Regions from separate parts of the Homo sapiens genome. Here region 1 is linked to region 2. The links are chromatin contacts, found by Hi-C or POLR2A ChIA-PET in ENCODE. All regions are on one chromosome and are shown on one strand. The core of a region is the stretch at or near the end of the contact, and the rest is flanking DNA. Distances in the headings are between cores, read along the strand shown. Region 1 has its middle 76 kb from the start of MIR4432. Region 2 holds the start of PAPOLG (poly(A) polymerase gamma).

The links. A loop is a pair of places that touch in the nucleus more often than their neighbours do. ChIA-PET counts read pairs that join two places held with the same protein, here RNA polymerase II (POLR2A). Pooled maps may share reads with other maps.
Region 1: a pooled map shows a loop between it and region 2 (6-fold over the local background). The contact joins the enhancer-like site here to the promoter of PAPOLG in region 2. A Hi-C loop is called at or near these places in 1 of 37 single-sample maps with no recorded cell type and 4 of 50 pooled maps. POLR2A ChIA-PET finds 5 or more read pairs at or near these places in 1 of 52 experiments (OCI-LY7).

The regions. Positions count from the first base shown.
Region 1 is chr2:60,308,636-60,314,638 of GRCh38, reverse strand. No RefSeq gene overlaps it. Among named protein-coding and RNA genes, the nearest start is that of MIR4432, 76 kb to the left of the region's middle. RefSeq lists an enhancer at 3,353-3,422. Within about 2 kb of position 2,983, at least 2 of the 41 ENCODE cell types and tissues checked have a DNase peak (open chromatin) inside an H3K27ac peak, as active enhancers do; they include OCI-LY7, where a contact is called at or near this core.
Region 2 is chr2:60,752,810-60,759,196 of GRCh38, reverse strand. It overlaps PAPOLG (poly(A) polymerase gamma), which reads right to left and starts at 2,929. Exons shown (of 22, transcript NM_022894.4): 1 at 2,702-2,929. The coding sequence starts at 2,718. RefSeq lists enhancers at 1-69, 2,704-3,013.

The DNA.
Region 1 (6,003 bases), core at 1,734-4,233, 440 kb after region 2:
AAAGATAAGAATGAGGTCACATATCAGATATTGGAATCAAAGTTAGGATGCTAGAATTCCTTTAATGATAGCAACAAAAAACAAGAAACAAACAAAAAACAAACAAACAAAAAAACCCAAACAGATAATACAGAAACAACCACAAAAACAGTTCTTTTAACCACAAGTTAGTGGTGTAGAATGAAGCCTTGAAATAGCAAGCTAAAAAAAAAAAAAAAAAGGTTATATCGAGCATCCCTTAAGAAACACAGAAGACTTTGAGACTAAAAGTAGATATAATTCTTAGCATGGAGGTAATGAATGACACATTCCAGAAAATGAAGAAAGGATGATAGACAAAGACATGCAGGTCCAGTCAGATCTTGTTTACGTGTTTCTTGGATTCAGTTATCCAAGATGTCAAATCTGGACCATAAGTGAGATGGTTCCAAAGCCTTACCCAATACAAGCAGCACCTGAGGTGGGCATCTTTCTGGTCCCTTGGTTCAGCTCATCTTGCAAAGGGTTCCTTTGCACTCCCTAAGTAAGAGATGAATTGAGGCCAGGTTGAGAAACAGGAAAAGGGAGAGAAACTTCTTGGAATTGCATGAGCAGAAACCATTCTTAGAAAGGCTGGCTGTCCTAATACAGTTAAGTGTGTAGGCATAATGCTCCCAGTGTTCCCAGAGGCTGAGTTGGAAGAAGCCACGTGGGAAATTGGAAATAGCGTGGCTCCTTTGTCCTTGCTATATTCTGCTCTGTTTTTCTTAGATGTTGGAAAACTCTCCTTGAATCCTGTCCTTCCACTGCTTATGAAAGCAGGGGATTACATTACCTCAGACCTCTTCTACAGTGAGAGAAGGTTGATTACAGTTATCAACTGGAATTGTGGAGAAAAATGAGAAAAGATTAGGCATCTATAACAAGAAAAAGGCAGAGCATGAGTCTGTAGGGCAGGGCAGCTGCTAGCCAGGTGGAAGTGAAAGTCTAGGTGCAAGTGGTCTGGGAGGTGGAGGCTGACCCTGCTGGTAGAAGCTCAAACCTGCATTAGGGAAAGGAAACTCGGACACTGTTTTCTCCTCTCTGTCCACAAATGAGGAATAATAGAGCCATTTTCTGTTCTTATTCTGGGGATAGGGTGTGTCCCAAGAGAGGTCACATTCTAAGACCCTGTCCAGTTTGAACTGAGGCATGACCATCTTGATCAGTCGTAGGAGATTTCTATGAGGAAGTGAGATGGGAAAGGGTAGGGCCTCTTATCCTAATATACTCAAATTGGTAACATTAATTATCCATCAGATAAGAAATCAGGGCCTCGCCTGGCATCTCTGACAGCAGTAGGATGGGAGCTCTCTGGAGGTTTCCAGCTGCCTCGATGGCGGCTGGCTGTGGGTGATTCCTGGACCAGGTGCTGGGAGCATTCTACAAGATCACCTAGGGTAGTGCCTGATGAGAATGAGGTGTTGGTAAAATGGAGCTGTCTCATTGTGCTTCGACACTTAATTGTACACTGTCTCTTCAATGACAAAGTGAAGCCTTGAGGGTAGGCCCCATATCTGCACATTAAAATTCCTCAGGATCTCTTACTAAACTGGCATGCAGTAGCCAGAAATGTAGCCGGTGAAACTTTGTTGTTTAGCTATTTAAGTGGTGAGGGAAGGAGAAGAGGTCCCAGAAAAAAATCTCCCAGCCATTGGGAAGGGAGGTGTTCGTGGTGGTGGGGAGAGGACTTGTGGGTGGTTAAGCTTATTACCCTGATTAACTTGGTTAGCTTGTTACCCTGATTAACTTTATCCAAGTGTTTCATATGCTTAGAGCTTATCTGATCTCCACATGGGCCATGAAAGCTACTGGGGCTGGGAACTCCTGCCCATTACCAATTAGAACTGGGGTTATGACTAAAAACAAAAGAGCTTTACTTTGTGTAGCACTCCACCATTTTCATTTTCATTTTCTTTTCTTTTCTTTTCTTTTTCTTTTTTTTTTTTTTGAGATGGAGTTTCACTCTTGTTGCCCAGGCTGGAGTGCAATGGTGTGATCTTGGCTCACTGCAACCTCTGCTTCCTGGGTTTAAGCGATTCTCCTGTCTCAGCCTCCTGAGTAGCTGGGATTACAGGCAAGGGCTACCACGCCTGGGTAATTTTTGTATTTTTAATAGGGATGGGGTTTCATCATGTTGGTCGGGCTGGTCTTGAACTCCTGACCTCAGGTGATCCACTGGCCTCAGCCTCCCAAAGTGCTGGGATTACAGGCATGAGCCACTGCACCTGGCCCACCATTTTTATTTTCTTACTTTCTTTTAAAATAGTTTTTAAATTAAGGTATGACTAACATACAAAAAAGCTATAAATATTTAATGTACACAGTTATCCCTCGGTATCCTTGGGGGATTGGTTCCAGGACCACTACAGAGACCAAAATCTGGGGATGCCCAAGTCCCCTATATAAAACAATGTGGTATTTGCATATCACCTATTCACATCCTCCTGCATACTTTAAATCATCTCTAGATTACATATAATACCTATTACAATGTAAATGCTATGTAAATAGATATAAATATAGCATATTTTTAAATTTGTATTTTAAAATTGCTGTATTGTTATTTTTTATTGCTTTTTTTCCCAAAAATTTTTGGCAGGTGGTTGGATGAATCTGAGGATGTGGAACCCGTGGATATGGAGGGCTGACTCAATGCCTTGATGAGCTTGAAGATAAGTATATACCCCCGAAACCACCACCACAAACAATGCCATAAACTTAACCACTGCCTCTAAAAGTTTCCTCTCTCCTTTTTTCTACAATAAGGATATTTAACATAAGATCTACCCTCTTAACAAATGTTTAAGTGTATAATATAGTATTGTTAACTATATGCACTGTGTCGTACAGTAGCTCTCTAGGATTTACTCATCTTGCATAACTGAAACCATGTATCTTTTGATCAACACTTCTCCAGTTCCCCCTCCTCCCAGCCCCTAGTAAGACTATTTTAGATTCCTCATATAAGTGAGCACTTCACTGTTTTCAAACTGCATTTGTAAAGTTGATCTCCAGGTAGAGTTGCAAGATAAAGTACAGGACACTCAACTACATTTGCATTTCAGATAAACAACAAATAATTTTTAAATATTGCATGGTTCATACCTAGACCAAAAAATTTTGTTGTTTATCTGAATCTCAAACGTAGTTGGGCATCCGGTATTTTTTGTTGTTGTTGTTGTTATTGTTGTTAAATCTGGCAATATTATCTCCAGGCAGAAGACTAGAATTGTGGTTAAAGCACAAACACTGCTAACATAGAAGTGGTTAGTACTTCAAGCTCTGCAGCTTATTAACTTGGTGTCTTTGGGGAAGATTTCTTTTCTTTTGAGTTGGAGTCTTGCTCTTATTGCCCAGGCTATAGTGCAATGGCGTGATCTTAGCTCACTGCAACCTCTGCCTCCAGGGTTCAAGTGATTCTCTTGCCTCAGCCTCCAGAGTAGCTGAGATTACAGGTGCCTGCCACCACGCCCGAGTGATTTTTGTATTTTTAGTAGAGATGGGGTTTCAACATGTTGGCCAGGCTGGTCTCAAACTCCTCACCTCAAGTGATCCACCCGCCTTGGCCTCCCAAAGTGCTGGGATTATAGGTGTGAGCCACTGAGCCCAGGCTTCTTCTTCTTCTTTTTTTTTTTCCCTTGCAACCATAATTTTCTTGTGTGTCTATCACGCATTGTGTGCCAGGCTGTGCTGTGAGAACTTCATGAGATAATGCACATACAGGCTCAACACATAGTGCTTGCTAAGAAAGGTATCGTTATTCTCTCATTCAAGCCTAGCACAAAAGACATGTGAGGAAGACACTGAGTCTTCATTTTAGAGAGGAGGAAACTGAGGCTCAAGGTTGTGAAGAATCCTGGTGAGGCTGATTTGAACCTGGATTCCAGAATCCTGCTCTTTTCTCCTTAGGCGGCTGGTGGGAAATTGCCAGGTGATTTCCAGGCCAGGGCCTTGCATTGTAGACTGCCAGTTCAGATGTCTTAGATGGGACTCAGAAGGTGGGATTGAAAGGGGCAGTGGTGCAAACCCAGTGGAAATGGTTGCTAAACACAAAAGACAAGTAGGCGGTGTCTTCTTGGGCCAAACTCCCCAGTAAGCTGCTATCAGTAGCATTTGCTCAGGAGTGAAACACACACAAAGTCTGTTCCTGAGAACTGCTAAGCAAGTGAACTTCCCCTTCCCTTGGGTCAGCACTTTCCCTCTCAGGGAGGCCTGGAGCCCTTGGGAGCCTCTTGCTTCTGTGATCCCTCTCCAGCCCCATGGAGGAGGGATGCTGGCTTGAGTTCCCCATGTGGGGGTGGCAGCTGGCCTTCGCCACGGCTCCCACCTAATGAAAACATTGCAAGATGGACAAAGCATAAAGCAAAGCAGAGACACTGATGTGTGGGCAGGTGTGGGCAAAAAAAAAAAAATAAAAAATAAAGTTCCAGCACGCAAAGTTGAATTGCTGACACATGGGGTATCTTAATAGTGTGGGAAAAGGGGATTATGAGATCAAAGGCCATGATAAGAGGGAGATTATTTAATCACAACTCTGCCACAAAGAGGGACAGTCATATAGGAAGAGCAGGCACTTACACATGCCCATTTCTTTGATTTCAAAGTGTGAAACACTCCACCAGATTCCACACAACCTGCTCCCACTCCTGACTCCCCAACCCTCCCGCCCCTGCTGCCTCCCACCACTGCCTGCTTTTGCTGGTAGAATGCAAGACCTCTAGTGCACACCAAATTTGCTTCCCTGGGATTTTATTTCCAACTCATATTTTTATTTTTTCATAGCTAAGTGTTTTTCTCTGGCTTTTGAACATCCTGGCTTTTGCTTGAAGTCTCAGCCCATGTTCTTTATTTGGTGGTAACATTAGGAGTCAATTTGGAGGTTTTAAACAAATTATTATTATTTCATTTTTTAAGAAAAGGAAACCGGTTTGCCAGCATTATTGCTAATTCTTAAAATTCAAAGCAGTTTGTTAGAGACTGTTCTTTGGTCTTGGAGATGGAGCCGAGTTTGGTTTATAGCCCGTTGTCTTCACACCCATCTTGGTGACTAATACTGTAAGATGGATTTCCTTTTTTTTTTTTCCTTCCTTGAAGTGGGTTTCAAATTCCCAAAGAATTTCTGGGAGGGGAAAAAATCCTTTAATTGAAAGCAAGAGAAAACAAAACAATAAAAACATAAGAGAGCGACAGAAATATCATGTTTAATGAAACCAAGTTCCATCCCTGCAGATGGAGGCACAGAATGACCTAAAGATAGAAAAACAAGTTTCTTTTATGTGCCTTTTAAAGCTCGGTTTTATTTTGAGGGTTGCCTGTGTGACTGACCAGAGCCTCACCGAGCCCTTTAGAGAGCAGGCAAGAGGAGTCCAGCCGCCCTCCACCTCCTTCGAGTCTCCCAGGCATAATGCACACTCAGACACTTTCCTCCTGGGGCCTCAGTTTCTTCTTTGTAAATGGGCAGATTCTTGTCTACCTCCATGAGTTTTTGTAGGATTCTTGGAGATGAGTTAAGGAAAGTTCTTGGCACAATGTCTGGCCCTTTTGAAATGATGCTGGCTATTCTTGTGGCCTGATCTTCCCCACCTGTGAGGCTCTGTGTGCAGGCAGACCATAATCTTCCATCGAGTAGGGCTGGGCTTTGCACACCTGAGAGGCCTCCTGGGCCCTGATGATACCCGTGGACTGAACAAGTAACCAAGAATAACAGAATCATTCAGGCAGGTTTCTTAAAATAAACTAAGAAAGAAACCCTGAACATCCTTTTTAAACAAATTAGGCAAAACACAGAAAAATAAAACAAATTTTTAAAACTCCACAAATCTGTAATTAACTCTATTTCATTAGTAATTAATGACTTGAAAGTTTTCCTATTCTGCTGTCAATTCTTGCATCTCTTTGAAAACCTTTCTGTCTTTTCCACCTTCTATCTATGGAATTACTCTCCCAGAAGGTTGAGAGGACTTGGGTATGTTTTGAGGCTAG
Region 2 (6,387 bases), core at 1,680-4,179:
GGAGTTTCGCCATGTTGCCAGGCTGGTCTCGAACTCCTGACCTCAGGTGATCCAACAGTCTCGGCCTCCCACGGTGCTGGGATCACAGGCGTGAGCCCCCGCGCTCAGCCAATTCAAGTTCTGAGATTTTGAGTTTACACAAACTAATCAACTTCAAAATAAATTCTGGGACCAACAGGGGTTGGCAAAACTTCTAATTTTGCTATGAAAGTAAAAACATACACACTAAACGACCAACACTACCATTTATCTTCACCATGCTTCCATGAAGGGCCATTAACACCAAGAGTAAGAATGTAATCTCAAAATTAGAAACAATCTTTCAAGTTGAATAAATTAGCCCTGTAAAAAATAACATACAATAGAGATTGTTTAATTGTTTTTGGATTCTAACTGGTCAAAACACTGTCTTACCACTACTAAGTACACAGAGTAAGACACGCTGTAATAGCTAAAGATCTCATTAGAGGCCGGGCGTGGTGCCTCATGCCTGTAATCCCAGTACTCTGGGAGGCCAAGGCAGGTGGATTACTTGAGGTCAGAAGTTCAAGATCAGCCTGGCCAACATGGTGAAACCCCGTCTCTACTGAAAATACAAAAAATTAGCTGGGCATGGTGGCGGACGTCTGTAATCCCGGCTACTCGGGAGGCTGAGGCAGGAGATTCGCTTGAACCCAGGAGACGAAGGTTGCAGTGAACCAAGATCGCGCCACCACACTCCAGCCTGGGCAACAAGAGCGAAACTCCGTCTCAAAAAAAAAAAAAAAAAAAAAATCTCATTAGGCAGAGAGGGAGAAAGAATCAAATGGAAGATAAAATAGCCTGTATACCTTCCAAAATGACTCAAAAAAAAAAAAAAAAAAAAAAACCCCAGAAACCAAAATACTGGTTAATTTATCTTCTGTATTTATTTTGTTGTAGAACAAACAAAACTTCAATTAGTTATTTCAAGTGGTAATTTCTTTTTAAAGATTTGGCTTTTTACCTCTGAGAAAGCTAGAGCAGTGTTTTGGTATTGTTTGTGTAATACATATGTAAATATATACGGTAAGTGAATAGGACAGAGTAATTATCTACATATCTATATAGTATCACTCAATCGCAATAATCCTAAGGGGTATTGAATAAGTGCCATTTTACAGATAAGTACCTGAAAGTCAAAGAGAGGACAAGCCAGAATCTGAACTCCAAAACCTCTTTCCACTACTCCATTCTCTCCTCTCTAACTACTTCAGCTCTGACACCATGATGACGGGCCTCACTTTTTTACCTGTATGCTGACAAAGTTGGCCAACTAGCCTACTGGCCCTAAAATTCCAAATCCAGGTTCTGAACTTCCCCCATCTAGAGGGGAGGGGAAAGTAAACAACAGAATCCCACATTCCCTTCAAACCATCAATTTCACTTACAGGCAAACAACCTAGAGAAATTCTAGTTACAAGCGTACAAAGAGACACCTAAAAGAACGTTCACTGTCACATTGTAACATTAAAAACTTAGAAATAAAATAGTCACTAACAGGAAAAGAATTAAATTAGGGTGTTTTCCTACAATAGAATACAATACAATAATTAATATTAATTAATTACAACTAAAATACTAACATGAACAAAGCTCAGAGATACTATGTTGTGCTAAAGAAGTTACAGAATTCCAAGTGTGATACGAGTTATATAAAGTTTAAAAACAACTAGAACTATGCCAGTTATTATGAACACATGTGTATGTAGTAATAGCATTAAAAAACATGCAGCTCCCATGATTCGAGGGCGGAAAAAAAAGAAGTAAAATAAAAAACAGGCAGCAACGATAAACATCAAATTCAAGACTGTGGAGACATCTGGAGCAAGAGATGATTGGGACCAGAGAAGGAGGTAGGAGAGTCCTTCAGATGTATCTGGAATGCTTGATTTCTTTTTAAAATAAATACACAGATACGTATATACACACCGTGTGTGTGCGTGTGTGCATGTACGTGTATGTGTGTACAGTTACGTTTTGGGAGAAATGGGTGGTGGCTCCACAAATGATGCTTATGTTATTCTCTACATTTTTCTGCATGTTTAAATTATTTCCTAATAGACCAAAATGGAAGAAGCTACAACAAAATCTTGCCAAGTACGGGAACTGTTTCTGACTTATCAAAGTGTGAACAAGAGGTACAGACCGGTAGATGTTGTGGGTAGGTGGGGAAGCAGGGGGTGAGGGAGAGGGTGGGGACGGCGGTGAAAAGACTGTAGCCTCATATGAAAGAGAAACCCTTGGGCTGCGATAGGTCTTTCACTCCTGAAGACCTGGAGACAGCCGGTCGGGAAGGGAGGAGGGGGAGGCAGGGGGATGGTATTTGCGCCAATGCAGACAGGAGCAGACGGGCTCAGACAGTGCTGGGGGCAGGCGAGTGACCGACAATTTCTCCCTACGGACACAGGCACCTCTTTCCCTCCTCATCCTTTTCTGAGGGCGTCCTCGGAGGCGGGACAGCTGGGGACTCCCGGAGTCCCCGAGTCCGTGCAGGGGTGGCCAGGTGAGCCGCCGGGTTTAGGGGAGGTGCCCTTGCGGACCGGCCGGGAGCCGGGAAGGAGACCATCCCGGCGAGCTGCGTGCAGGGCGCAAGGGACAGGGAACGGAAACAAGGACACAGTCGGACCACCTCAGCTCACCCCTACCCGCCTCACCCCAACCGCCGCCCCCCACCACTTACGCAGACATCTCTTTCATCGCTTCCTGCGTCTCCCTCTCCAGCGAGTGTTTATCGCTCTGGAGTCCTGTTCTTGCTGTTCCCTTCTCCCCCTGTTCACTTTCCTCCGGTCGCTAGTAGCTCGCTTGCTCGCTCACTTTCCCACTTACTATGGCTGAGGCATCCAACCGAGTAGTGAAAACACCACAAAACCGGCTCTATTTATGACAATACAGCGCGGCCGACGCCAATATGGCGCCGCTTCCCAGCCTGCCTCTCGCAGGTCTCAGCCCCGCCCCTGGAGGTCTGGACCACCCTCAGCCACGCCCCCTCTGCCTTTAGGTCCCGGGAGGCTCCGGGGCCCCGCCCACAAGCTCAGGGCTCTCAGTATACCGTTGGTTCGAAGGAGTATTTATTTGGTACTCTCCTTTGTCCGCGGTACTGTCAATGCCGGTAGACCGCTTGGAAGGAAATTTGGAGATATGTTTTCCTTGCCTCTCGAATGGCAGCATATATCATACATTTTTTAAAAAGGTCACACCCTTGCCTAGCAAAAACTATTTCAACGCCTCCGTTATCCTACATCTTTGATTTAATTATAGTTATACATAATTAACTCACCAGTTGAGATTTTGTCTCGAAAGGGTCACACCCAGGAACATACGACTTTCACACAAGTATCCCAGGGAAAAACAAGCTTGTAAATTGGAGGCTTAACTGTTCACTTCACCCCTAAGTACCACCTTTGATTAGTGACATTCTGGCATTTAGCTGACAGAGGTTGAAAATAGTAGCTAGCAGTTTGCAATAGGATAAATCCCAGGCTGAAACAAAAATCTTACACTTTTAAATAGTGGAAATCATGTTCGATGTGAGTGTGGGGATGAAAATGAGAAAATAATAACCAATTTTAAAATGCTGAAAGGTAGAAGTAATTTCAAGCACTAAATCATTACAAAGAAAAGGAAGTCAAGAACTGCTTGCTCTTGAACATAACTCAGAGTCACAGTAAATAGAGGAGATTACTTGCTGATTAATTCATTAAAAAATATTTATTGAGGCAAGATACAGTGGCTCACACCTGTAATCCCAGCACTTTGGGAGGCCAAGGTGGGAGAATTGCTTGAGGCCAGGAGTTCGAGAACAGCCTGGGCAACATAGTGAGACCCTGTCACTACAAAAAGTTTTAAAAAAATTAGCTGGGCATGGTGGCCCATGCCTGTAGTCCCAGCTACTCAGGAGGCTGGGGTGGGAGGATCTCTTTGAGTCCAGGACGTGGAGGCTGCAGGAAACCAGGATGGCACCACTGCATTCCAGCCAGAGTGATAGAAGGAGACCCTGTCTCAAAAAAATAAATAAATAAATAAATAAATAAAAACTACAAAACATATTTTTGAAAACCTGAGCAAGGTGCAGTGGCTCTTGCCTGCAATCCCAGTGCTTTGTGACGCCAAGGCTGGTGGATCACTTGAGGCCATGAGTTCTATTAAGACCAGCCTGGCCAACATGGCAAAAACCCATCTCTACTTAAAAGCAACAACAAAAACCTGACGTGGCCTGGTGTGGTGGATCACACCTGTAATCCTAACATTTTGGGAGGCTGAGGCGGGTGGATCACTTGAGGTCAGGAGTTCGAGACCAGCCTGGCCAACATGGTGAAACCCCATCTCTACTAAAAATAGAAAAACTAGCTGGGTGCGTGGTGCGCCTGTGATCCCGGCTACTCAGCAGGGTGAGGCAGGAGAATTGCGTGAACCCGAGAGGCAGAGGTTTTTTTGAGATGGAGTCTCGCTCTGTTGCCCAGGCTGGGGTGCAGTGGCGTGATCTCTGCTCAGCCTCCTGAGTAGGTGGGATTACAGGCATGCACCACCACGTCCAGCTATATTTTTGTATTTTTAGTACAGACGGGGTTTCACCATGTGGGCCAGCTAGTCTCAAACTCCTGACATCAGGTAATCCGCCCACCTCGGCTTCCCAAAGTGCTAGGATTACAGATGTGAGCCACCACACCCAGCCAAGCAGTGTTTTATTATTTATTTATTTATTTATTTTTGAGATGGAGTCTTGCTCTGTCACCTAGGCTGCAGCACAGTGGCATGATCTTGGCTCACTGCATCCTCTGCCTCCTGGGTTCAAATGATTCTCCTGTCTCAGCCTCCCGAGTAGCTGGGACTACAGGCGTGCGCCACCACGCCTGGCTAATTTTTTGTATTTTAGAGATGGACTTTCACCATGTTGGCCGCACATCTCAGCCTCCCAAAGTGCTGGGATTACAGGCGTGAGCCACCGCTTCCAGCCTAATTTTTGTATTTTTAGTACAGACAGGGTTTCACCATATTGGTCAGGCTAGTCTTGAACTCCTGACCTCGTGATCCGCCAGCCTCAGCCTCCCAAAGTGCTGGGATTACAGGCGTGAGCCACCATGCCCGGCCACGGTGTTTTAATCAATTGCTTTTCTTCCCATTTTCCTGTCTTTGTTAATCTACCTGGGATTTAATGACAGTCCCTAACCCCCATCTCAATAAGGATACTGTATTTTTCCCAACCCCAATTTCAATAAGGACATTTTTCTTATTTGCAGTGTATATTGTAACTGTATTTGTTAAGTTAAAAATTTTCAAATGACAAAACTAACCCATGCGCATAAAAAAAAAGAGCGGACGTCTGTCCCTCCTTTCCATCTCTTGCCCAGGCTGGAGTGCAGTGATGTGATCTCAGCTCACTGCAACCTCCACCTTCCGGTTTCGAGTGATTCCCCTGCCTCAGCCTCCTGAGTAGCTGGGTTTACAGGTGCCCGCCACTATGCCCAGCTAATTTTTGTATTTTTAGTAGAGACAGCATTTTGCCATGTTGGCCAGGCTGGTCTTGAACTCCTGACCTCAGGTGATCCGCCTGCCTCGGCCTCCCAAAGTGCTGAGATTACAGGCGTGAGCCACCGTGCCCGGCCTGTATTTTATTTTTGAGACAGACTCTCCCTCTGTTGCCCAAGCTGGAGTGCAGTGCTGTGATCTTGGCTCACTGCAATGTCCATCTCCTGGGTTGAAGCCATTCTCCTGCCTCAGCCTCCCCAGTGGCTGGGATTACAGGTGCGCGCTACCATACCTGGCTAATTTTTGTATTTTTAGTAGAGATGGAGTTTCACCATGTTAGCTAGGTTGGTCTCAAACTCCTTTCCTCAAGTGATGTATCCGCCTAGGCCTCTTAAAGTGCTGGGATTACAGGCGCGAGCTACCTCGCCCCGCTGACATGTATATTGTAAAATAAAATTTATATACTTGAAATTGTCCTCTTAGAAGTTTATACCAGTATATGCTCCAATATGTATGTGATGATCTGTTTTCTCAAACATTCACAAATACTGGGTATTATTATTATTATTATTATTATTTTGAGACAGAGTTTCGTTCTTGTTGCCCAGGCTGGAGTGCAATGGCGCGATCTTGGCTCATTGCAACCTCCGTCCCCTGGGTTCAAGCGATTCTCCTGCCTTAGCCTCCCGACTAGCTGGGATTACAGGTGCCCACTGCCACGCTGGGCTAAGTTTTTGTATTTTTAGTAGAGACGGGGTTTTGCCATGTTGACCAGGCTGGTCTCAAACTCCTGACCTCATGTGATCCACCCTCCTTGGCCTCCCAAAGTGCTAGGATTACACGCATGAGCCACTGCACCTGGCCAAATATCTTTTTTTTTTTTTTTTTATGGCTGGATAT